3 separate regions of the Homo sapiens genome follow, and regions 1 and 3 are each linked to region 2. Evidence: chromatin contacts called from ENCODE Hi-C or POLR2A ChIA-PET data. All regions are on one chromosome and are shown on one strand. Each heading gives the region's core, a stretch centred on a gene start or an enhancer-like site at or near the end of the contact. The rest is flanking DNA. Distances are from core to core; before and after follow the strand shown.

The links. Hi-C counts contacts between places; a loop is a spot of excess contacts on that map. ChIA-PET counts read pairs that join two places held with the same protein, here RNA polymerase II (POLR2A). Pooled maps may share reads with other maps.
Region 1: a pooled map shows a loop between it and region 2 (3-fold over the local background). The contact joins the enhancer-like site here to the promoter of INSR in region 2. A Hi-C loop is called at or near these places in 1 of 50 pooled maps. POLR2A ChIA-PET finds 5 or more read pairs at or near these places in 4 of 52 experiments (HEK293T, PC-3, T-cell and 1 more).
Region 3: a loop to region 2 is called in a pooled map, with 4 times the contacts of the local background. The contact joins the promoter of SH2D3A here to the promoter of INSR in region 2. A Hi-C loop is called at or near these places in 2 of 50 pooled maps. POLR2A ChIA-PET finds 5 or more read pairs at or near these places in 2 of 52 experiments (MCF 10A and activated CD8-positive, alpha-beta memory T cell).

Annotation. Positions count from the first base shown.
Region 1 is chr19:7,868,104-7,871,917 of GRCh38, forward strand. It overlaps PRR36 (proline rich 36), which reads right to left. Exons shown (of 6, transcript NM_001190467.2): 5 at 1,612-3,814; 6 at 616-1,441. The coding sequence ends at 930. Among named protein-coding and RNA genes, the nearest start is that of PRR36, 4.4 kb to the right of the region's middle. RefSeq lists enhancers at 739-1,500, 2,000-2,294 and a silencer at 915-1,854. Within about 2 kb of position 1,553, at least 24 of the 41 ENCODE cell types and tissues checked have a DNase peak (open chromatin) inside an H3K27ac peak, as active enhancers do; they include PC-3, where a contact is called at or near this core.
Region 2 is chr19:7,292,162-7,296,254 of GRCh38, forward strand. INSR (insulin receptor) reads right to left here and starts at 2,253. Exons shown (of 22, transcript NM_000208.4): 1 at 1,631-2,253. The coding sequence starts at 1,730. RefSeq lists an enhancer at 695-1,453 and silencers at 1,435-1,494, 1,545-1,684, 1,825-2,104, 2,125-2,514, 2,655-2,834.
Region 3 is chr19:6,766,010-6,770,059 of GRCh38, forward strand. SH2D3A (SH2 domain containing 3A) reads right to left here and starts at 1,426. Exons shown (of 10, transcript NM_005490.3): 1 at 1,378-1,426. RefSeq lists a silencer at 1,905-1,964.

The sequences.
Region 1 (3,814 bases), core at 303-2,802, 580 kb after region 2:
ATTACGAGGTCAAGAGATCCAGACCACCCTGGCCAACATGGTGAAACCCTGTCTCTACTAAAAATACAAAAATTAGTTGGGCGTGGTGGCATGTGCCTGTAGTCCCAACTACTTGGGAGGCTGAGGCAGGAGAATCGCTTGAACCCGGGAGGTGAAGGTTGCAGTGAGCCGAGATCGCGCCATTGCACTCCAGCCTGGCGACAAAGGGAGACTCCGTCAAAAAAAAAAAAAAAAAAAAAAAAAGAATTAGAATAGAATAGAAAAGGGTTCCAGTCGCTCCTTCACCTCGGCCACGCACTGACTCATCCACTCGGGCGCACAGCCCCTGCCAGGCCCCTCCTGCACCGAACGTTTCCACCAGAAGTCGGATACCAAGAAGCCCAAGTTCACACACGTGGATGGGTGCGCGGCACCAGATGGCCGGGACTCGGCATGGCCCCGCCCTAGCCCCACCTGGCCTGCCCCTTCTCTCCCAGAAGAGGAAAACCGCACTTTATCCAGAGCTCCAACCGGTTCGAGCACAGCCGCCAGCAAGGCCTTATCTGGCCTGGCCCCCCGCGCCGCTCAGCCTGCTGGAGGCCCCCAGCCCCAGTCCTCTCTGTGACAGCGAAGGTGTGCAAGTCCCAGTGTCCCAGTTTTATTGCAAACTCAGGCTGTGCGGGGTGGGCAATACACTGCACACGGGGCGGGACTCGGGGAAACGGGGCGTGTCCTAGGCCAAAGGGGCGGAGCTCGAGGGGCGGGCCTAGGTCAAAGCTGTGGGTAGGTCCCGAGCCTCCGAGGCCAAAGGCTCAGGCTCTAGGGAGCTAAGACTAATCCACCCAGCGGGGCTCCAGGGCAGTGGAGGCGGGGTCTAAAACAAACGGCGTACCCGGAGGGGCGGATCCTAAGGCAGGGGTGGGGTGTAGCAGGCGGGGCTGTGGTCTGGCTCAGTGGAAGGTCTCCACCTCCACCACGGTCCAGTCACCCTGCGGGGAGGCCACGTCGTCCGGAGAGAAGCTGGTGACCGAGGTGATGCTGGCACGGGACTCGTCCAGGGGAGACAGTAGTTCGGCCCAGCGGCCGAGTTCGGCGTCGCTGAGTGCAGCCCGGGCGCCCCCTGTGACGCCACCACCCTCCGCACCTCCTGGGCCCCCGCCGCTGCCGCCCGCGGCACCCTCGGCAGCCGCCAGCAGCAGCGTCCGGCTCAGCAGGTGCTGCACGACGCTCGCCTGCAGCGCCCCCAGTGGCAGCTCGCCCAGGCGCGCCTGCTTCGGGCTCCGCGAGGACGCCCCGGCCCCGGCCCCAGCCGCCGCCTTCCCACCGCTCGTGCCGGGACTGGGCCCCGGATCCAGTGCGCCAGGGGCGGGGGTCGCCGACTCGGGCCCTTCAGTCTCGTAGATGGTGCACAGACCGTCAGCAGAGCCCGGTCCGGTAGCGGGAGGCCACGGCAGGGGCGCACCTGCGGGGAGAGACGCCAGGTGGGCCGTGGGGGTGATAAGCCCCGCCCCTGCCTCAAGGTCCCGCCTCCTTGTCTAAGCTCCGCCCCGGACCCAGCTGTCCCGCCCCTGAGCTGCGAAGCCTCGCCTCCGACCCCGCCCACAGCCAGGCCGGGTCTGGGGTGCCCCTTACCTGGGGCTCCGCGGAAAGCCAGCGGCGGAGCGGGGCCTCGACTCCAGGCAGCCGGGTGGCAAGCGGCGAGCTCTGCGTCGGGGGGCGGGGAGGCTGCGGCACCGCCCTCGGGCCCGCTGTCGTAGCCACGCAGCTCCTCTGGCGTGCTCGTGGCGCTGCTGCTGTGGCCGGCCAGGTCTGGGCCGCTCAGCGTGCTGGACGGGCTGCGCGAGGGCGGCGGCGGCGGGCCGGGGGCCAACGCCAGGGTCAGCCGTGGGCCCGAGACGGAGGTATCCGGACCCGGGGTCGGGGGGCGGCGTGGGGCCTGCAGGGTGGGTGAGGCAGGGGGAGAGGGAGGGACCTGCAGAAGGGGCGCTGCCAGAACAGGTGGGGCCTGTGGAGGAGGCGTGGCCAAAGGAGACATTGGGAGTGAGGCAGAGGGTGAGAAAGGGGCCTGCCCAGGGAATGAGGCAGGCGGAGAGGGAAGGGCCTGCAGAGGAGGTGTGGCCAGAGCAGGTGGGGCCTGTGGAGGGGGCTTAGCCAAAGGAGACATTGGGAGTGAGGCAGGGGGAGAGGGCGGGACCTGCAGAGGAGGAGCGGCAAGAAGGGGTGGGACCCGTGGAGGGGGCGTGGCCGAAGGAGACATTGGGGGAGAGGCAGGGGGAGAGGGTGGGACCTGCAGAGGAGGCGCAGCGAGAGGGGGTGGGGCCTGTGGAGGGGGCGTGGCTGAAGGAGACATTGGGGGAGAGGCAGGGGGAGAGGGTGGGACCTGCAGAGGAGGTGCGGCTAGAGAGGGTGGGGCCTGTGAAGGGGGCGTGGCCGAAGGAGACACTGGGGGTGAGGCAGGGGGAGAGAAAGGGGCCTGCACTGGGGGTGAGGGAGGGGGAGAGAAAGGGGCCTGCAGAAGGTGCACTGCCAGAGCATTTGGGGCCTGTGGAGAGGGTGTGGCCAAAGGAGACAGAGGGGGTGAGGCAGGGGGAGAGGGAGGGGCCTGCAGAGGAGGCAAGGCCAGGGCAGGTGGGGCCTGTGGAGGGGGCGTGGCCAAAGGAGACAGAGGGGGAGAGGGCAGGCCCTGCAAAGGGGGTGAGGCCAGAGCAGGTGGGGCCTGTGGAGGAGGCGTGGCTATGGAAGAGGGCGTCTCCGGAGGGGGCGTGGTCAATGGCGAAGGTGGTGCTTGCAGAGGGCATGGGGCTGGACAAGGTGGAGTCTCCAGATGGGGTGTGGTCAGGGGAGCAGAAGCTGTCTGCAGAGGAGGCGGGGCTAGAGAAGGTAGGTTCTCCAGAGGGGGTGTGGTCAGGGGAGCAGAAGCTGTCTGCAGAGGAGGCGGGGCTAGAGAAGGTAGGTTCTCCAGAGGGGGTGTGGTCAGGGAAGCAGGAGGTGTCTGCAGAGAGGGTGGGGCTAGGGAAGATTGGGTCTCCAGAGGGGGCATGATCAGGGAAGAGAGAGGTGCCTGAGGAGAGTGGGAGGCCAGAGAAGATAGCGCCTGCAGAGGGTGTATGGTCAGGGGTGAGCTTAGGGGTGAGACAGCAGGAGAGAGAGAAGTCTGCAGAGGGGGTGAGGCAGGAAGGGAAAGAGGGGCCTGCAGAGGGGGTGAATCAGGGGGAGTAGAGGCCGGCCGAGAAGGTGAGATCAAAGAAGCTTGGGTTTGCCTAGGGGACATTGTCAGGAAAGAATGTGTGGCCTGCAGAGTGGGTGAGCCCAAAGAAGTTGTGGCCTGCAGAGAGGACAAAGCCAGAGGAGAGGGAGGTGCCTGCAGAGACGGTGAGGTCAGAGAATGTGGGACCTGTATTGGGGGAATGGTCTGGAGAGAGGGCGGGGCCTGCATAGGGGGCGTAGTCATAGAAGGTGGGGCCTGTGGGTGGGGCGGAGCCTGCAGAGGCGGTGAGGCCAAAAGAGAGGGAGAAACTAGAGGAGGATCCTGCAGAGAGACTGTGGTCAAAGGAGAGGGAGAGGCCTGCAGAGGCAATGTGGCCAGAAGAGGAGAGTCCTGCAGAGGAAGAGTGGCCAGAGTGTGGGGCGTGGCCTGGAGAGAGGGCGGAGACGGGGAAGGACTGGCCTGCGGAGGGGGCGTGGTCAGAGCAGAAAGGCCTGGCTGAGGGAGTGCGGCCAGGGGAAAAGCCGAATTCCCCAGAGATGTTGCCGGAGAAACAGGGCCTTGTAGAGGAGACATGGCTGACAGAGGAGGTGTGGCCAAGGGAGAGAGGAGAGTCGGAAGAGAGGGCAA
Region 2 (4,093 bases), core at 1,003-3,502:
CTCACAGCAACCTCCTCCTCCCGGGTTCAAGCAATTGTCCCGCCTCAGCCTCCCAAGTAGCTGGGACTACAGGCGAACGCCACCAAACCCAGGTAATTTTTGTATTTTGAGCAGAGAAGGGAGTTTCACCATGTTGGCCAGGATGGTCTCCATCTCCTGACCTCGTGATCCGCCCGCCTCAGCCTCCCAAAATGCTGAGATTACAGGCTTGAGCCACCGCAGCTGGCCAGATTTTCTTAACAAGAACTCCAACTAACCGCCACCCTTCATTGAGCACCTACTGTCTCCCAGGCACCTGGGGGCGGGGCTGGGGGGGGGTGGGCCCGGGGCTTTTAGACATTATGTGATTGACAGAGTCGACTCAGCAAACCCGGTTGGTCCACTCTAGCACCTGATTTTACATGCACCCGTTTCCCCATCAATACATTTAAGAGCTTCAATTCCTTCCCTCCCTGACCCCTTCCTCATCACGACTGATTTCCTTTTATGGAGAAATCTGAAACAGTAACCCAACAGATATTTTTAAAGCAGGGCCTCAGACCCCACAGTGGGAAACCCAGGCTATATTCCTTAAATGATTGCGCCATCTTCATCTTACAACCCCAAAGGTGCCTATTGTCAAGCCCAAGGAAGATGCTGCCCACACGTGGGAGAGGGGCCCATGGGGTCAGGGGGAACGAAAGGCTCACTCAAGGTCAAAGGCTCCTTCATGAAGCGCAGGGCTGAGGGGAGAGGAGGGGTCAAGGAGACAGCAGACAAGGGACAGTAGTCCAGATTCTTGGGCAGAACGGGACACACAGAGGCTCAAGTCCTGGCTCTGGCACTGACTTTAGGGCAAGGGAGTTATGCGTCCTACATGAGCCTCAGTTTACTCCTCTGTGAAATGGGTGCATAACTGTATCTGCCTCCGGGGGCCACTGTGACAGTCCAGAGAGATAAGATAGACTAGGCTGTGGCGTGCGGTGATACCAATTACAATAAATAGGGTAAAAAACCGCCACTACTTCTGCTACAATTGCTGCTGTTGCTAAGGCTTTAGAATTTGCCTCCGGACATCTGGAAACAGAACCCAAAAGGGTAAACATGGACCTAGAGTCCGGGGTGGCCACGGGCCTAGATCCAAGGTAGTTGGGTAGAGGGGGGCTCTGCAGTCCCTGACCCCAGGCAGCGTCACCCACCGGTGAGGCACTCAGGGCGCTTGGCTCTACCTACACCATATGCGCTCGGGGGACTTGGCTGTTCGGGGCTGTCCAGACCCAGTGACCCCACTTCCCGGCCGCGACCCAAAGATGACGCGTGTCGTGTCTCCGGAGCGACTTGGGCTCGGAGGGGCCGGGGCACGGGTCGGAGGCGCGCTCCAGAGAGGAGCCCGCGGCGGGGCGGGCACCGGGGCAAGGTTCCTCGGGCTCAGGTCGGGCACGCAGGGCGCGGAGGCGCGAGCCCGGGCGGGCAAAGGCCAAGGTCAGAGGCTTCCCGCTCCCCCTACGCGATGCAGGAGCTACCGTCCTGGCCACCGCCCCCCGCCCCTGGGGAGGGTTCTCAGTCCACAAGCGGGGGCTCGATTTTGGCTTGGGTGGGGTCCTCTCCCCATCGCGGCGCTCCCCGCCCACGCCCGCGCCCCCAGACTCACCCTCTCCGGGGTACAGGTGGCCCGCGGCGCCCAGTAGCAGCGCGGCCACCGCCACCAGCAGCGGCGCGGCCGCCGCCCCCCGCCGGCCCCCGGTGGCCATGGCTGCGGGAGCGCGGGGTCTCCTCGGATCAGAGCGCGCGGCGCTGGCCCGCGGGGGTCATGCTCCGAGGCGGCCACCCAAGAGGCGCTGGGGGCCGCGCGTCCTTCTCTTCCACGCCCGCGACCCGCGGGCCGCAGCCCCCCTGCCGGGGAGGGCCCAGAGGCAGCCCCGGGAAGGGCGCGCGCGGCTTCGCCAGCTACAAATACTGAGCGGAGGCCCTTGCGGTGGTGGCCCCGACCCCCCGGCCGCTGCGGCCCGGGCCCCGTCCCAGGATCTCGGGGCCCGGAGCTCCGCGCTGCGCCCGGGACTGTCTCTCGGCTCTCGGCCCCGCGCGCTCTGGGTCGCGATCTGCGGGCTCCGGGACAGAGGGACGCGCGGACCGACGGACTAGCTGACTGGCGGGCGGGCACCTGGGCTGGCGGGTGGCGGGCGGGCGGCGGGAGAGAGGGCTGCTCGGGCCCGTAAACAACGCGGCCCGTCAGCTGGGCCCCGTGCGGGCCGCGGGAAAAGGCGGCGCGGATCTGGCCTAGGAAGGGACTCTGCGCCCGGGAGAGGCCCAGGAGAGGGAGGGAAAGCTTGCAGGGGAGGGAGGTGCCGCCCGGCCCCGCCCCGCCCCGCCCGCCTCCCCGCCTCCCTGTGCCGGGCCCCGCGCGGGAGGCCCTGGGCGCGCCGGGACCGAGGGCGCGCCCCAGATCCGCGCGCCCTACAGCCCCGAGTCTCCTCCAGTTTCAGACCCCCGGAGGCGCCCCACAGGCCCGACGCAGCGGCACAGATCCTTTCTCTACCATTTTGCTATTTTGTTCATAGTGGGCTTTGGAGGATTCCTGTTGATTTTTTAAAAAATACTGCATTAAAATGTTTATTTTGGTGACTCGAGGTGGTTTTGGTTTCTTTCTTTTTTTTTTTTTTTCACTCCCTTAAATTTTGCACCCCAGGCGAGTAGTGTCTCACTCGCCTTTCCTCAGTCCGGGCCTGGCCAGCGACACTCGTCCCAGAGCGCGTGGGCGCCCCCAGATGTCCCGCCCGCGAGTGCGCCCCGGCCCAGGGGCGAGACCCAAGCCAGGCCCCTGGGGACAGCCACGTGCCCGCGTGCCCAGTGCGCTCCCTGTGTTCAAGTTGGAGAAATGACACCTGGAAAAATGTGCAGACGCTTCTGAAAGGGCAAAGACGACGCCAAAGAAGACGCCGGAGACCTCGAATAGGGCGCAGGTGGACATCTCTGATTTTCAGCAGACCAGCCTGTATGTGTCTGAAGTCTAGCAACGACATTCACCAACAAGGCGGGACAGCGGTTCCACCTACCTTACTGCAGGAGAGGAAGGGGCTTTCAGTATAGGAAAGCCAGAACTCAATGGGAGGAGGGTTCCTCCACCCCTCACTCCTGTGTGGTCTTGGACCAGGGACTTTTCTGTCTCTGGGCCAGTTTCACTTGTGTAATGGGTTTAATAATACCTGCATGCCAGTTCTGGGGAGGTACCCGGGAAAGAAAACTTAAGAAAGCGCCCAGCACAACCCTAGACCCAAGGCATTCATTCTTCTTTCATTCAATAAACAGTTTGCTAGGAGCTGGACCCACTGTTCATGCAACAGGCCAAACCTATTCCTGCCTCTGGGCCTTTGCCCCAGCATTTCCCTTGCCCGTAACACTCCAGGATGGCTTCATCTCTGAAGTGCCATCCCTAACCATATTTTTGCAAATCCTCCCCCCAGTTCCGTTTCCTTCTCTCTCTCTCTCTCTCTGTTTTTTTTTTTTTTTTTTTTTTTTTTTTTTTTTTTTTTTTTTTAGATGGAGTTTTTCTCTGTTGCCCAGGCTGGAGTGCAATGGCCAGATCTCAGTTCACTGCAACATCACCTGCCTGGGTTCAAGTGATTCTCCTGCCTCAACCTCCCAAGTAACTTGGATTACAGGCATGCGCCAGCACACCCAGCTAATTTTCTGTATTTTTAGTAGAGACAGGATTTCACCATGTTGGCCTGGCCGGTCTCAAACTCCTGACCTCAGGTGATCCACCGGCCTTGGCCTCCCAAAGTGCTGGGATTACAGGCCTGAGCCACTGCGCCTGGCCCCTTCTCTCTCATTTTCATAGCATGTTTACCCCACTACCTGCAATTGTTTGTTTTTTTTTTTTCTTTTCTTTCTTTTTTTTTCCTTTTGACAGAATCTTGCTGTCACCCAGGCAGGAATGCAGTGGTGCAATCCTAGCTTACTGCAGCCTTGAACTCCTGGCCTCAAGCAATCCTCCTGCCTTGGCCTCCCAAGGTGCTAGGATTACAGGCATGCGCCACCATGATTGGCCTTGAAATTCTTATTCGTTTTCTGTGTCTTCTCCCCTTCCCGTGAAGGCGGAAATCTTTTCGGTCTT
Region 3 (4,050 bases), core at 176-2,675, 530 kb before region 2:
TTCTTACTCTCCTGCAAGCTCTCCCTGCAGCCCTGCAAAGTCTTCTGGTGGGGTCTGCAGAGAAATTCCTGCCTCCTGAGTCAGCAGGAAGTTCCCAGACCAGCCCTAGGTGGCTTTAGGGGAGGAGCGCTGGGCAGGGAGCCAGCTGCCAGTGCCGCATACCTGAAGCCAGGTGTGTCTTTGCAATGCCTGCGCACTTCCTGTTTGTCACCTGGACCAGGGCTAGCCTCGGTCGCAGAGTTTCCCAACCCCAAGTTCCTGTCTTGTGTCTCCCTTAGTGAGAGTGAAGTTGAGTCAATGGCAAGGTTCTGGTTAGTTTGAGGACACAGGGTGGCCATAGGTCAGCCAAAGGCCAACTAAGCCATCTCCTGCCTCTGAGTCCTTTGGGATCATTTATTCGGGCACGGAAGAGAAGAAACGGGCAGAATCAGGAATCAGACCAAGCATAGAGAGAGGAGAGAGGGGATTATTCATGTTCCAGTTGGATCATAAACATGTGTCCACGTGTGGGGAGGACGTGGAGGGTGGGAACCACCAGCACAGGCAACACAAACACAGATGTAGGCAGGACTCGCTTTTGACGTTGGACGACCATTGCTGGAGCACTTGCTGTGCACCAGGCTCTGTTCTAGGACCTAGAGATACAGTGACTAAGGAGATTAAAGCTCGGCACCACCCTGCCCTCCAGAGCTTGCAGTCGGCTGCGCAAGACAGACTGCAAACGAGCACAAGATGAATGGAGAAGACAGACCATTTCTAAGAGTTATCAATGAAAGTGATAAGCCAGGGAGATGTGATAGAGGAGGCTGGACAGGACAGCCTCTCCTATAAAGTGACATTGGAACTGAGACCTCAGTACAGAAGGAGGCAGTTAGGCAAAGATTTGGAGGAGTCGCCTGGGTGAGGGGTACAGTAAGGGTAAAGGCCTGGAGCTGAGATGGACTTGCTTTTTACATTTTACATCATCAAGGCGGCTGGTGTAGCCGGAATACGATGAGGAAGGAGTAGATAGGAGGGCAATGAGGTTGGAGAGATCAGGAGGAGAGACTAGGCAAAAACTAGTGGACTTTGAATTTTAATCTCTATGACCCAAGGGTTTTAAGTGAAGGAGGGGCCCGATCTGATTCGCCGTTTAAGAGGATCACTCAGGCAAAAATGGAAACAATGGCTTTCTGTGCTGCACAGGAAATACACTTAGAGAGGCACGCCCAGGTGAGCCCGAGCACACCGACACGCGTAACGCACAGCGACCCTCTCATTCGCGAGGCGACCTCTTCTACCCCAGATCCTCCCTGCGAGCCGGTGACCCCACCTGGAAAGAGAGGACTCCCCATCCCAATAATCCTGGTTCTGGATCTGCCCTGGGGCTCCACTCACCTGGGCAGGACCCGCGGGGCTCCCACGAGGCTGGGTCCAGGCGGAAGCTGAGGCTCCGCGGCTCCGGGCTGCTGTCACCCCCGCCCTCCACCTTGCCACCGCCCCAGCCTTCCCAGACCACACCTAGTGGGAACTCAGCCCAGTTACCTGACCACACCTCCTGCAGACCCCGCCCCCTGCGGGCCCCGCCTCAAACTAACTTCCCAGGCCCTTGCTCCGCCCCCTTAAAACCATTTTTTTTGCTACTAGCCACGCCTCCTTCTGCATCGCACCGCTTTCTCCATAGACCCCGCCCACTAGGGGAGCACCACGCATCCTTTCCTGCCAGTGGCCCCTCCCCTTGTATATAGCCACGACCACCGCCGAATGACTACGCCCACCCGCAGCCACCTCCTTCTCAGCCCCGCCCCTTAGGGCAATAGAAGAAATTTCATCCCAACGTTCCCGCCCCTTAGAACCCTGCCCCTCCCTTCCACCCAGGCGGCCCCAAGCACCCATGGCCCTTTGGGACCAGGGCGGGGTGGAGTGGGGTGCCTCTCTCCCCTCCCCGCCAAGGCTCCGGGTCAGGGCAGGGCAACTCCCTCGGGCTCTTACGCCAGGCTGGGGTAGCTGCGGCAGCTGTGACGTAAGGAGGGGTACGCTTCCTCCAGACCGCCCTCCCGGATTTTCCGGAAAGAAGCCCCATTTAGGTGGCGGGTTTTGTGGAGAGACGTCCGGGAAAACGCGACAGCTTCCTTCAGTGACAGCACGCTGGAGCGGGGCGGGACTTTGGTGGAGGTGGAAGGCAAATCATTCAGGTGGTTTCCCAGGTGGGAAGAAGGGTGGGGGGGACTTCCATCGTGATGCCTGGAGACGAACAAGAGAAAAGGTGACAGGGACCTAGTGCAAGAGAGAGGACTCTTTGGCCACGTTTATTGATGAGTTCCTCATATTAACATCAGTCTTGTCTTGTAGAGACAGGGTCTTGCTATATTGCCCAGGCCGGAGTGCAGTGGTGATCATAGCTCACTGTAGCCTCAACCTCCTGGGCTTAAGCTATCCTCCCGCTTCAGCCTTCCAAGCAGCTGAGACTAAAGGTGCACACCACCACACCCAGCTGATTTTATTTTATTTTTTGTAGATGTGGCGTCTTACTATGCTGCCCAGGCTCTGGAACTCCTGGGCTCATGCGAACTTCCTGCCTTGGCCTCCCAGAGCGCTGAGATTACAAGCAAGCATGAACCACTGTGCTTGGCCCCAGTAACCACAGTCTTAAAAGCAGTAGCAGCAGCTAACATTTATTGAGCACTTACTGTACACAAGGGCTGTTCTGTCAACTTGCCTTTATTTTATTTTATTTTATTTTTTGAGATGGAGTTTCACTCTCGTTGCCCAGACTGGAGTGCAGTGGCAGCAGTCTCAGCTCACTGCAACCTCCACCTCCCCGGTTCAAGCGATTCTCCGGCTGTAGACTCCCGAGTAGCTGGGATTACAGGCTAATTTTTGTATTTTTAGTAGAGATGGGGTCTCGGCCAGACTGGTCTCAAACTCCTGACCTCATGTGATCCACCTGCCTCGGCCTCCCAAAGTGCTGGGGTTACAGGCATGAGGCCTCTATTTTAATTTTCAAACAGACCACCCTGTAAGGGTGGTAGGTAGTATTTTCATCACTTCCATTTTCCAGATGGAGAAACTGAGGCACAGGGCAACTAAACCATTTGCCCAAGTTAACCTGGCTTGTAAGTGGTAGAGGCGAAATTCAAACCCGGAGCTCTGGAGCTTTATCCTGTCTGCCTCCTTTTCAATCTTCGCATGCCCACTTTCTCCACGATGCTGCTTTGCGGTGAAAGTTACTCACCCACCATTTTACAGATGAGGAAATTGAGGCCTAGAGGGCCAACGATGCTTGGGGATGAAAAGTTTTGATGCCTGTAGGTTGCAAAGCAGGGAATTTCCAGACTGGGCTCCCCCGACTGGCCCTGGCAAATATGGAAGAGACTCCAGGCTCAAGAGGGGAAGAAAGTTTCTTCCTTATCCCTCACCGGTCTGGTATTGGTACAGTCAGAGGGTAGGGGCATGTTCAGGGAAGGGGTCTAGCGCCTCCTCGTGGTTATAATAATTTAAAAAGAGGGCCCAGCACTTTGGGAGGCCGAGGTGGGCAGATCACCTGAGGTCAGGAGTTCCAGACCAGCCTGACCAACATGGTGAAACCCTGTCTCCACTAAATACAAAATTAGCTGGGTGTGGTGGAATGCACCTGTAATCCCAGCTACTGGGGAGGCTGAGGAAGGAGAATCACTTGAACCTGGGAGGCGGAGGTTGCTGTGAGCAGATTAGCTGTGTGTGGTGGCATGCACCTGTAATCCCGGCTACTAGGGAGGCTGAGGAAGGAGAATCACTTGAACCTGGGAGGCAGAGGTTGCTGTGGGCAGAGATTGCACCATTGCACTCTAGCCTGGGCAACCAGAGTGAAACTTTCTCCTAAGAATAATAATAACGATAATTTAAAAAGAAACTCCATGATGAGGGCCACGTATTAGGTGGACGGGGGAGGGCCTGCTTACACTCTACTGGGGTGGAAGCTAGGGATGGGGGCAGAGAGACCTAATCTCATGAAGATGATTTCAGCTAATGATAAGGTAATGGCCGGGAAGCCAGTAAATGTTTGTTGAATGAGTTAATGAAAGACACTAT